Linked DNA regions of Mus musculus: region 2 is linked to region 1. The links are chromatin loops, found by intact Hi-C in ENCODE. Cell type or tissue: gastrocnemius. All regions are shown on one strand. Links, peaks and the distances in the headings refer to the core of each region. The heading gives the core; the rest is flanking DNA.

The links. Peaks named below come from ENCODE experiments on the same cell type or tissue, not always from the same donor. Only the 100,000 strongest peaks of a DNase experiment are listed, where the experiment ranks them.
Region 2: it touches region 1 in a loop (2.9-fold over the local background); 8 of 42 quality-filtered maps call a loop at or near these places.

Annotation. Positions count from the first base shown.
Region 1 is chr5:100,071,908-100,077,999 of GRCm38, reverse strand. Tmem150c (transmembrane protein 150C) reads left to right here. Exons shown (of 8, transcript NM_001382851.1): 8 at 1-128. Tmem150cos (transmembrane protein 150C, opposite strand) reads right to left here and starts at 38. Exons shown (of 5, transcript NR_045993.1): 1 at 1-38. In gastrocnemius, for the core only: a CTCF peak has its summit at 3,246 (motif pointing left); a DNase peak (open chromatin) is centred at 3,253.
Region 2 is chr5:100,224,571-100,230,662 of GRCm38, reverse strand. It overlaps the pseudogene Gm8091. Among named protein-coding and RNA genes, the nearest start is that of Gm36304, 9.9 kb to the right of the region's middle. In gastrocnemius, for the core only: no CTCF peak of the experiment used is centred there; a DNase peak (open chromatin) is centred at 3,600.

The DNA.
Region 1 (6,092 bases), core at 1,156-5,155:
GCTTTCGGTGACACACTTCTCTGCGTTCTTAAGAGTGTGCAGCAGCAGCAGCGGCAGCAGCAGCATCCAGCCAATACTGACATTACTCACTGGGACCTGGCCACTGAATAAAGGGGTTTTATGCTAAATCCTGACTTCCTTGTTTCTTACACTAACAGTTCTTCGTGGGTGTGCACGTACACGTCCGTGCTTGCTGTGGATAGCTTGCAGAACACGTTCTTTAATGCTCATTCTATTGTGACGGATACAGTTCAGGATCAGTCAAATGGAAGAGGTGCATGGGTGAAGAAGGCAGGCCTGGGGCTGGCTCCCTTGCCCTCAGTGCACCCCAGGCTCTCCATCCCAGCTGCCCCCCAACCTCCCGGAAGTAGGTAGGCTGGAGGTCTAAGCACCTGGTGAGCAGCCTCATCCTAAAGTTACCTCAGTAGCATGAAGTCTGGTACAAACAGAAGATGTTCATTATGAATAAAACACTGCTGTTCTGTCCTATGGGTGTTAGGAATTCCATGGCAGGAATGGAATCGAAAGCCAAACATCTTGTCTGAGAAAATATTTTTTGTACAATAAAGTTTTAGCATATTCTTTCTCTCCTCCCTGATCTTCCCCACCCCCACGTCCAATTTCTCTCTTCATAAGAAGCTAAAATCAAAGCAAACTAAAAAGAAAACCAGTAAGGCAAAACGCAGTGTCTTAGTCAGGGTTTCTTTTTTTTTTTTTTTTTTTAAAGATTTATTTATTATATGTAAGTACACTGTAGCTGTCTTCAGACACTCCAGAAGAGGGCGTCAGATCTTGTTACAGATGGCTGTGAGCCACCATGTGGTTGCTGGGATTTGAACTCTGGACCTTCGGAAGAACAGTCGGGTGCTCTTACCCACTGAGCCATCTTACCAGCCCCTTAGTCAGGGTTTCTATTCCTGCACAAACATCATGACCGAGAAGCAAGTTGGGGAGGAAAGGGTTTATTCAGCTTACACTTCCATGCTGCTGTTCATCATCAAAGGAAGTCAGGACTGGAACTCAAGCAGGTCAGGAAGCAGGAGCTGATGCAGAGGCCATGGAGGGATGTTACTTACTGGCTTGCTTCTTCTGGCTTGCTCGGCTTGCTTTCTTATAGAACCCAAGACTACCAGCCCAGGGATGGCACCACCCACAAGGGACCCTCCCACCTTGATCACTAATTGAGAAAATGCTTTACAGCTGGATCTCATGGAGGCATTTCCCCACCTGAAGTTCCTTTCTCTGTGATAACTCCAGCCTGTGTCAAGTTGACACAAAACCAGCCAGTATGCAGAGATCTCACAAAAGGACGTGGGGTGTTTGTGTGTACGTGTGTTAGCACATGGAATCTGCCCAGTTGTGTTGTTGACATACCCAATGACACTCCATTTGAGGAAGCTGTGTGTCCCAGAAAATACCAGTTATGGGTATCTTCCTGGTTAGGAGTAGGAAGGACTTTTTGTCTGCTCTCCTTCCTCAGGGCTGGGATGTTGTCTGGTTTGAACCTACACAGGCCTTGTGTCACTGTCACCGGCTCTGAGTTCACATGTGTGTTCTAGACATCAGTTCTATGGTGTCTAGAAACAGTTTCTTTGGGATCATCACCTCTGGCTCTGACTCTCTGCCTCCTCTTCTGCATAGAGGGGTCTTGAGAGAAGGGGTCTTCTTTCTTTCTTTCTTTCTTCCTTTTTAAGATTTATTTATGTCACTGTCTATGTCTTGAGACACACCAGAAGAGGGCATCAGATCCCCAAATGGTTGTGAGCTACCATGTGGTTGAGTCACCATGTGGTTGCTGGGAATTTAACTCAGGACCTCTAGAAGAGCAGTCAGTGGTCTTAACCGCTGAGCCATCTCTCCAGCCCGAGGGAAGGGGTCTCGATAAAGGCCTCCCAGTTAGCGCTAAGTGCTCCAAACTCACTCTCTGCACACTGTCCAGTTGTGGGTCTCTGCTAATTACCATCTACTCAGAGCAGCAGCTTCTTTGATGAGGGCTTAGTCTGTGAGCTATGGTATAGAAATGTGTCATTAAGAACCACTGTACTGCAGTGGGGTCTCCCCTAGGCTCATGACATTTAGGCCCAGTTCTTGGCCATCTTACGCAGTATTTTGTACAGGTTCCATGTCATGTCATCTGGGTTACCAAAGATCCAAAGTGATAAGTACCATATTTCCCCTTACATATGGACGTCATCTTTTAAGTTTTAGATATGTGTGATTCAATCCAAAAACCACAGTGGTTAGGTAGCTGGTCAGGGACGGGGGTTGGGAGGCTGGGCATAGGAATGGGATCTTCCAACCCTTTTTATTTTTAAACGATCTCACACAAATACAGATGGAGCTCAGTGTGACCCCTTAGAGCTGAAATTCACAGCACTCATAGGAAGCCATAGCTGGGGCATCTTCATACAGAATGAGCAGCCCTGGCTGTCAGGGAACAAAGTCCCACACATACTGAGTTTCCTGTTGTCCAACTGAGCCTCTCGAAGGAGAAAAGGCCAGAAGTATTTAATGGTCATCCCAGCATTAGAGAGGCAGAGGCAGGAGGGCTGGGTTCCACTCTAGAATGAGCTACATAGTAAGACCCCTATCTCAAACAAGGAGAGAAGGAAGATTAAAGTATTGCCATATATCAACCCTTCCGAGTTATCCAGTCCAGATCTCCATCCTGCTTGGTCCACTCTTTACTAATTAACGACATCTCCACTGTAAGGCATCTCAGTTTTAACCCTTTATCTCAAGCCCTTAAACCCACCCTTGAACAGTTGTCCTGTGTAAGTTAAAGATGTGCGTCTTCCAATCGTTACAGGGGTCTCTTTCCCCTTACTCCTGTATCTGTTCTCACAGCCAATATTTGTGGGGAAACCCAAACAAAGTGACCTTTGAAGCTGAGTGCAAGCCAGGCATGACAGCGCACACCTTCAATCCCAGCCCTCAGGAGGCAGAGGCAGGCAGACCTGAGATTCCAAGGTCATAGTGAGGTCCAGGGTGACCACGACTACTTGCTGAGGCCACTTCTAGAAGGAAGAGGAGGAAGAGGAGGAGGGGGGAGGAGGAAGGAAAGAGGAAGGAGGAGGAGAAAGAAGAAGGAGGGAGGAGGAAAGAAAAGGAAGAAGAGGAGGAAGAAGAAGAAGAAAGAAAGGGGGAGGGGAAGGGGGAAGCAGGGAGGAGGGAAGGCGAAATTTAAGGCCAGCCTGGGCTACATGAAACCCTCCAGGTCTTTAAGGATGACTGTGAATCTCTACTGCCACCATCTGGCCCTATCTGCTAACCATCTCTCCTGATGTCTCCTAACAACAAACCTGGTCGGCTTCCATTATGGGTTCCCTTCAACCTGCTCCTGACACGACAAAGCTTAAAGGCTCTTAAAGGCTACACTTGTTCATTTTCTTTCCTGTGCTGACGAAACTCCAGGGCTTTCCCATGTCCTCAGACTGAAATCCCAGCTCACTACAATGTCCCATAGGTCCCAGCCCTCTAAACCTTTCCTTATTGCTGAGACTCCAGGGGTAATCTACCTTCAGATATGAAAATCTCACCCTCTTCACCGAGTTGGGTGTGGTCTCTCCACTCTTCAAATCAGCCTCCAGAGTCTACATCGACACTAGTTCTTAGGATTTGTTATGGACTAAGTCTTTGTAAAACATGATCTCGGGCCAGAGAGATCTTACTTACTGATAACCTGGACAACCGGAGTTCAATCCCCAGGACCCAGGTGGTAAGGAAGCCAATCTACAAGGTTGCTCTCTGACCTCCACATGTATGTCATGACACATGCACAGAGACATTAATAAGGTACATACATGCTTGTAACTGACTAAGATTACAGTGCACAGCAGCTGGGGAGTCGGCTCAGTGGTTAAAGCACTGGATGCCCTTTCAGAGGACCAGGGTTCAATTCCCAGCAATGACATGGCGGCTCACAACATCTGTAACACCACTTCCAGGGGGTCTGATATACTCTCATCTACCTTCTACCTCTGCTAGGACCAGGCTCATAACAGTGTACAGATATATGCAAGCAGGCTAAGAATGGCTTTATTTGGAGATGTGACCATGTTGGAGTGTGTCACTGTGGGCTTTAAAGCTCTTGTCCTAGCTACCTAGAAGCTAGTCATCTCCTAGCAGCCTTCAGACAGAGATGTAGAACTCTCAGTTCCTCCTGCACCATCCTGCCTGGACACTGCCATCTTGGTGATCACCCATCTTGGTGATAATGGACTGAACCTCTGAACCCGTAAGCCAGTCCCAATGAAATGTTGTCTTTATAAGAGTTACCTTGGTCACGTGTCTGTTCACAGCAGTAAAACCCTAAGATACCAAAGAAAAGCAATACCACCATTGAGGAAGAGAATGGGGCGATCTTGACATTCCTAACTGCACACTGTGGCACAGGCCTGTGCTGGGGAGGAGAGGCCGCGTCCTGCTCCGTAACATTGACTTACTTCATGACTTAGTTGATGTCCTAGTTATGTTGACTGCTGGATGCCAGGTCAAACATAAGATGCAACAGCAGAAAACCACTGTCTGACTCCCAGACTCTGCGCTAGCTGCTGGCGCAGCTGAGACATCTCTGCTCTGTGGTATCCAGGGTCTCAGCTCACTGACTAGAAAGCCTGAGGCTGGAAGCAGTGGCTAGCTGACTGCTTGCAGCCTGGGTTCCTCGGCAGGCGGTGTGAATCTGGGTTCCCACACAGCATGGAGGTAGCGGCTTCCCAGGAGCAAATGTGCAAACTGCAGCACCTGACTAGGAAGCTCTCGAAGCAATACAGTGAGAGCGCTGAGGCAGGGGAATTGGCTCAGGGTTCGAGCTTTGGGTGACCTTTCACTGTGTCCTCACAAGGTAGACAGGGAGGAGAGGGAGAGAGAGATCAGACAGTCATGGGACTAAAAAAACTGGTGAAACCAAGCTCTCTCCTGTCTTCTCTTCCCCTAATGAAGGCACCGACCCACTGGAGCAGGGCCTTATCCTTATGACATTTATTTACTTGTTTCATTTATTGAGACAGAGTCTTACCACGCGGCCCTGCTAATCTGAAACTCACATTCAGATGGTCCAGGCTCAGCCTCCAGGGTACTAGGGTCTAGATGGGTGCTACTACACTTCATTTCATCCAATTATCTCCTGAATGCCTACCCCGTTGGGATTTGAACACTGGAATTTCAAGGAACAGTCCTGGCGAGCCACCACAGCAACCGTCTGACAATGCCCGTAACGGCTCGAAGGGATTGGCCGTACCTTCCCGAGCTTGGAACTCTGCCAGTTCTGGCAGCTACCCAGGCCACTTTGCTGAAAGAGTTAAAAGACAAATGTATTAAGCACAGCTGAATGGAATGATGGGTAATAGTTGGACAAACAATATACTTGGCCTAAAAGCTTGTTAGGAAGATCAGAAAAATATGATCTTTGGTGAATTAGGGCTTTGAATAACACGTCCTGGTGTTTTCTTGGCAGATAGGGGTTTCTATATGATCCCTTTCCCCACCTCTCCCGGGCGCACTGAAAATCCTAACACCCAGTAACAAAGACCGCAACCCTATGGGGGGCGGGGGGATTAAAATGGAGTTAGACCCTCGCTTGCATTACTGTCAGGGCTCATCATAGTCTCTTCTTCATCTGCTTGGCTTGCTTCCTTCTTAGGCTTAATCTCAAAAGTTGAAACTTCAGGTCTAACTCTTCCCCTAGTCAAAACTCCATGATTTAACAGCATTTCTATGCCGATCAGCTCTCAACCTCAGCCTGCTCTGCGGTCAGGCCAGAGCTTTAGGCTCTGGGCTCGCACTCACTGGTTTGGTTACTTCTTACCTCTGTCTCCCAGTCTACATCAGCTTTCCACTTTACACATCAAGTCACTGTCTCCATAGCAACAGCTATCCAGTTACTCAAGGTAAAATTGTAGGCGTTTCCCTTTCCAGTCCTGTCAACCTAAAGTGGTTATCAACACCTCTAAGACATCCATGTCCATTTCTGGTGTTACCACACCAAAACCAGCCACTGCTAGCCCTTCCATACAATAGTCTCCGATACAGGATCCGGCAGACAGAGCAATTAGCGGAGTTGAAAAATTAAAAACATTTCCCAGACATACCTA
Region 2 (6,092 bases), core at 1,214-5,213, 150 kb before region 1:
GAAAAGCCTTTGATTGGGTTGTTAGCTTTGTGTGTGAAATCTTGAATTGATAACCCAACAGATAAGCATCTAATAGCATCCCAGAACAGCCTGCTCATGTATTGTATGGTTGGGTCTTTAAAAACAACAATAACAATAGCTTGATTCTTAATCTATTTGCTTTACTAAAATCACTGCAGTGATCTTATCTTTCTGAGAAGTTAGAAATTCATCATTTATTAACCATTTAGAATCATTTAGTCAGTCCGAAAATATTTAGGAGTGTTTTCCACTTCCTTGTTTGAGCTCAGAGTCTGCCTGTCTGCCACCACATATCCATGTGGCAAGTGTAGTCGCCTGCTGTGTGACAAAACTTTTCCCGGGGAGACACAACACATGTGCTTACTCACCCCAGATAGGAGATCCACAACAGACCAAAGTGCAGCTTGGTGAATCAGTAAGTTTTATTGGAGTTACTTACAGGAGTGTAGGTGAGGGGTTACTTATAGGAGCAGAAATAACTGAAAGACAGCTCTACCGTCAAAGCCCACCCACAAAGCTGGGGACCTGGAGCACACTGTACCATCTGTAGGCAGCTCAGTGGATTGAAGAGCTCTTTATAGGTACATCAATTGGTCTAAATCTCTTTAAGGTGGCTTGGCTGTTTTCTGCTTCTTCCAGGCAAGCTAGTCTATCTAGTCTGAGAGTCTTCTCTGCACTTTGGCTTGTCTGAGAGCAACTCTCAGCTTTTATTTGCTCACGCTGGGAGGGGCTTGGTAAATCTGGTCAGTTTCAGGGACTTCCTGAAGCTATTTCGAGTTGTTTACCTTCCTGCTTAAGGAGCTTCCTGCAGGATGGAATGTCTTAATCTTATAGCAAATTGTTACCCAGCAGTCACCTCAGAGGCTAGTTCAGAGGAAGCTCACTTGAGAGCACCCTTAGGATCAGTGCCCACGAAGTAGGAATGCTGTGGGAGTAGGGATGGACGGGAGGAGAAGCTGGCCTCTGCTCAGTGTGATGGCAGAATCAACCAACACTACAGGGACTAGGTGCAGGCAGTGGTCCACACCTTCATTTATTCACTGCAGTGTCATCTGTGAGGGGATGGTATCTGCACAAGACCAAGACCAAGTTCTCAGCACAAAGGAGATCAATTTACCTCAGAGGGACCAAGGGCAGGGAATAAGAGACAAAGTCAGGAGAGAGAAGATGAGGGAGATGGGGAAGTAAACAAGGAGAGGGGAAGGGATATTTGTCCTGAAGGGACTAAGGACTGCCTCTGAATAGAGAGGACAGACGTGGCCCATAGGGAAATGGCGGTTTATAAAGGTAAGAAGGGAAACCCCATGTTAGGATGAGTTAATTAAGTTTGATTGCACAGGTTAATTAGGTGAGCCAAAGGGGCCTTTGATCACTGACTTCAGTACTTTGCTAGCTGGACCTTGGTGGTCAGCCTCGCTTTAGGAATGTAATCTAATGGTTTTTAGCAACGCAGAGGGAGTGGGGTGTGTGTGTGTGTGAGCAAGTCAAGGCCTGCTACAGCCACATGTGCCATGCTGGGCCTGCAGGAGCCCTTCAGTGAATGGAGGGACAGTAAGTACCTAGGGAACGTGATTCTCTGTCAGTGGCAGCGCTGCCCGCAACTGGGACATGAGATGCTCTTCAGTCTAAGAAGGGGTTGAGGTGGCCTATGACAATGTCCCTCCTGTGTGCTTTTAGGTTCTCTGAGAAAAATCCTCATTCAACTGGCTTAAACAAAGGAAGGCACCAGACCAGTTAGCACCTGGGCTCCGTAACATTTTCAAGGCGCTGTCCAGCTTCCTGATCTGTCAGTGGAAGATGTCAGTTTTGTTTCACAGGCTCTGGTCATAGCCAAAGATGGTGGAACAGGGGTCACTGTGGGAAACAAGAAACCATGTTGGTCCCTGTGCCTTTTATGTTGTAGAAAATAGTTCCCTGTGTCTTTCTTTTTTGTTGTGATGATAGAGATGACAATATTTATTATTTTACCTATTTAAGACTTATCTTTCCTTTTTCAATGGATATGAGTACACTGTCACTGCCTTCAGACATGCAATCAGAGGGCATCGGATCCCATTACACATGGTTGTGAGCCACCAAGTGGGTGCTGGGAATTGAACTCAGGACCTCTGGAAGAGCAGTCGGTGCTCTTAACCACTGAGCCATCTCTCCAGCCCCATTTTACCTATTTAAAATTACATGCTTCTATGGCTTTAAGTCCATTCACAGTGTTGTATAACATTTATTACAATTGAGTTTTGTCACTTTGATCCAAACCTAGACATAGCTGGGAAGAGGGGATATCAGTTGAGGAACTGTTCACTAGACTGGCTTGTTGTGTGTCCAAGGGGCGTTTTTGTTGATTAATGCTTCATGTGGGAGGGGCCCAGCCCATTGTGGGTACTGCATCTGCATCCCGGGGTAGTTAAGAAAAGAGCTGAGCACACCTTGAGAAGCAAGCCAGTAAACAGCTGCTCTCTGCTTCAGTTTCTGCCTCCAGGTTCCTGCCCTGAGCTCCTGCCTTAGCTCCTTACCTCCATGCTAGCCTGCAAGCTGTAAGATAAAGCAAACCTTTTCCTGCCCGAGTTGCTTTTTAGTCCCTGACTAAATTTACAGCCGGCGCCTGTGACTTCCTGGTCCTGAGGCTAAGCTCTCAAGGGCTGCTCCTCTTCCCCTCCACCATGTCAGCTAGCATCTGCACCTTTGCTGTCTTCCTTGACTCCATCTCTTCGTTCTAACATCAAGGCTTTTTAATTTTTAAACAAATCTAGTCACTGGCCTTTTCAAATAGATCTAGAACTTAACCACTCCTAATCACCATTTCTGTTTCTCTCCTGGACCACATTTTGTGACCTAGATTTCTGTCACAGTCCCTACAAGACCTCTTTCCCACTTGGTCCCCCTTGGTCTCCCTTTATCTCCCTTGGTCCCATCACCTGCCTCATCCACTGTCTTCTCCCATGGTTCCCTGATGTCTCCAGAGCCTTGTGTTGGAGTTTCCTCCAACATACTTAGCCAAATGGGTCTTCACTGAAGCCATAGTACAGGTTAGACTTTCCCCAGATGCCTATTTCATACCCTGAGTACATCATATTGTCCTCTACTTCATTGTTTTTCATGTATTTATGACTAAGGTACTCTGTGTTTCATCTACACTGGTTGGCATCTGTCTTTCCTATCAGACACACGGGCTGCCTTTGTTCCACAAGGGAAGTGATGTTTGTCTGTCGACTTCACTGGAGTCTCAGTGCTGAGGGAAGAACCTGGCATAGGGTAGACATGTAATAAATCTGTTGGTACAGCATCTTACACAAGAGAAAGCTGAGGCTCAACACAAGGAAATAATCTACTCAGGGCCACATAGCTAGGAAGTAGCCAAGTGGAGTAGTTAAATGCTCTGTGATGTTTTATAACATTAAAAAATCCATTTAGCAAAAAGCCAGACGATACCAATGGCCCCACTCCAGCCTTTCTCCCTTCTACTGATGGAAGTAAGGAGTTTGAAATGAGCTGGGATCTCCTGCTGAGGGGCATCAGGAGATTGTCTGTGGGCCGCTGGCAGGACGTTCAGACTGAGTGTCATTAAGGAAGGAAGTTAGCAAGCCATCTCCGTGCTGGGCCTGGCCTGAGGAGCAGAGGCCAAGGCCTGTAATTAAATGCAGAGCAGCTGCTCTAGGCTGGCACTGTGTGGGGGAGGGATCTGGGCCACAAGGGGTGGATTTGCAGACTCTGAAACAGTTCTGGAGAACAGCAGTTTTTGATATAAAGACTCAGCACATGAGCATCCCGCTTTGACTTGCCCATGGTCCCTGGGATCCCTCCTGTAATCTACACCAGGGTGGAAGGACAGAAGTCTCGCAGGACCCGGAAGGACGCTCTGCGGCTTTGCAATTGGGCTCGCTGCCGCTTTGTCAGGATGAGAAGGGTCTGGGGTTTTGCGGCTGGGTTGGATTTTGCATGTTCATTTCCGTAAGTTGCTTTTTTTTTTTTTTTTGGTTTTTTCGAGACAGGGTTTCTCTGTGTAGCCCTGGCTGTCCTGGAACTCACGCTGTAGACCAGGTTGGCCTCGAACTCAGAAATCCGCCTGCCTCTGCCTCCCAAGTGCTGGGATTAAAGGCGTGCGCCACCACCGCCCATGTGCTCATGCGAGCTGGCGAAGCACACAACTGGTGTTTCTTGTATTAGGAAGCCATGCTGCAGGCGCTCTCTCTACACAGGATGCAGCAGGGTAGAGCTTTGAGAACTGGAGCCTTGGCTGGCAGGTAGCTAGCTTCTTGACCAGTTGACAAGGAGGAGGCAGAGGCACAGAGTAGAGCTTGAGTCCTACAGGCTGCAGGCCCACTTCAATGGTGCACCAGAGTTGCAGTCATGGGAGGTCAGGCCATGGGAGGCTTTAGGGCACAAAGTCCTGACTAGGGCATCGCTGTCCTAGCTATACTGTGAGACTTGAACAGGAGAGGCCCATGGAACTCTAGTCAACAGCAAGATATTGACTCAGAACAGGCCTAAGAGAGGAAGCTCTGAAGGCTTGGTTGAGAGAGAGAGAGAGAGAGAGGCGGGGGGGTGGGGTGGGGGGGGTGGGGGGGGAGAAGGCCCCTGGGTCAAAATGCCTGTTAGCAACATTCCATGGCTCTTGGTGCTGTTATCACTCTTCTTTCCTTTTTATTTTCTTTTTTTCCTGACAAGGGCTCACTCGGGGAGAGTCTATGGAATTCCTTCTTTGTCACTTCCATTCTCTGATACATTGTTGCCCTCAATGGCATCTGGCTGGTCAACAGCACTGCCCACGTATGGGAAAGCAGACCTATGACAAGCAAATCAGCCCTCAGAAGAACCCACTCGTCGCTCTGGGAGCCATTGGTGAGTGAGGCATTGAGAGCCAGAAGAGGTATGGCGGTCCAGATGTTATTGACTTAGTGGGAGGGAAGGGTTTATGGCTCTAAAAAAGAGAGTGGAGCAGTGCAGAGACACTGAACATTGGCCTTAGCATCCTAGCTCTCAGACAAGTCGGGCGAGTTCTCTGCCTTACAATGCTCTTATCTGTCAAACAGTCAAAGAGCAATGCCTCCCTTGTAGAGCATACAAACTGCACAGTGCAGCTCCTGGAGCACGGAAGATGATCAATAAATGGGATAATAGTTACTTTCATCATGAAAATTTTCCTACAGGAAGAAAAGCAGCAATTGCTTTGTTTCTCAAACAGTCTTGTCTACTCTAGACTTGGCTATCCAATCATATGTCAGGGGGGAAAAAAGGCCTTCAATCAAGCAGTGGCAAGAAAGGAGAGTCATGGACCACAAGTAGCTAAGAGTAATGTTAGCCAGTGCGGACTCCAAGTTAGGTTCCTCCTGGGTCCTCCACTTGCTCTCTGGGCACGGTCCTCAACATTCTGGGTTCTTATCTGTAATAAGACAGTAGGTAGCCCTTCCCTCCTCCCTTGGTCGCTGGAGAGTAAAATGAGTTAATACACAGCCTTGTCAAGCTGCTTAGCACGAAGTCGGCCCTCTGTGGCACTGCCTTTATTGCCAGCTTTATGGTCGTAGGTGAGTTACCTCTCCCTTCTGTGCATTTCTGTCCTCATTTTAAAGCAGCGATAATCATAGCAGTTAGCTGAGAGGCGTGAGGATAATAGGAGTTAGTACTTAGCCCTTAGCGCTCTGCTCAGTGTGCAGTAAGCAACTCATAAATATTAGCTGAGCCCCTCCAAATGCAATGCTGGCTCCTTGGTAAAGCTCTGAACATTGAGCAGAGACCAAGCCAGGAGGAGAAGGGTAGGAACAGTCTCTGCCACTTGGTGGTGAGCTCCTGTGTCTGTTTCATCAACCATCCAACTAAGATCCCGGAGTGCTTAAGGTCTTGTCAACCTGTGTTGACAGCAGCAACAGGAGGGGGATAATCTGAGCTCTAGCTGTGGAGTCACTCCATGGGAGGGGACGGGAGGGGAGCCCAGAAGGGATTGTCTCCTCTCTGCTGCTTTCTTCTCTCATCTTGTGTCTTGAGTGGCTATAACTAGAGGAGACACATTATGTGCCATTTCCAGGCACAAATACAAGTGGGGACACCAGTGTTATACACCCACAGTGAACTAGTAT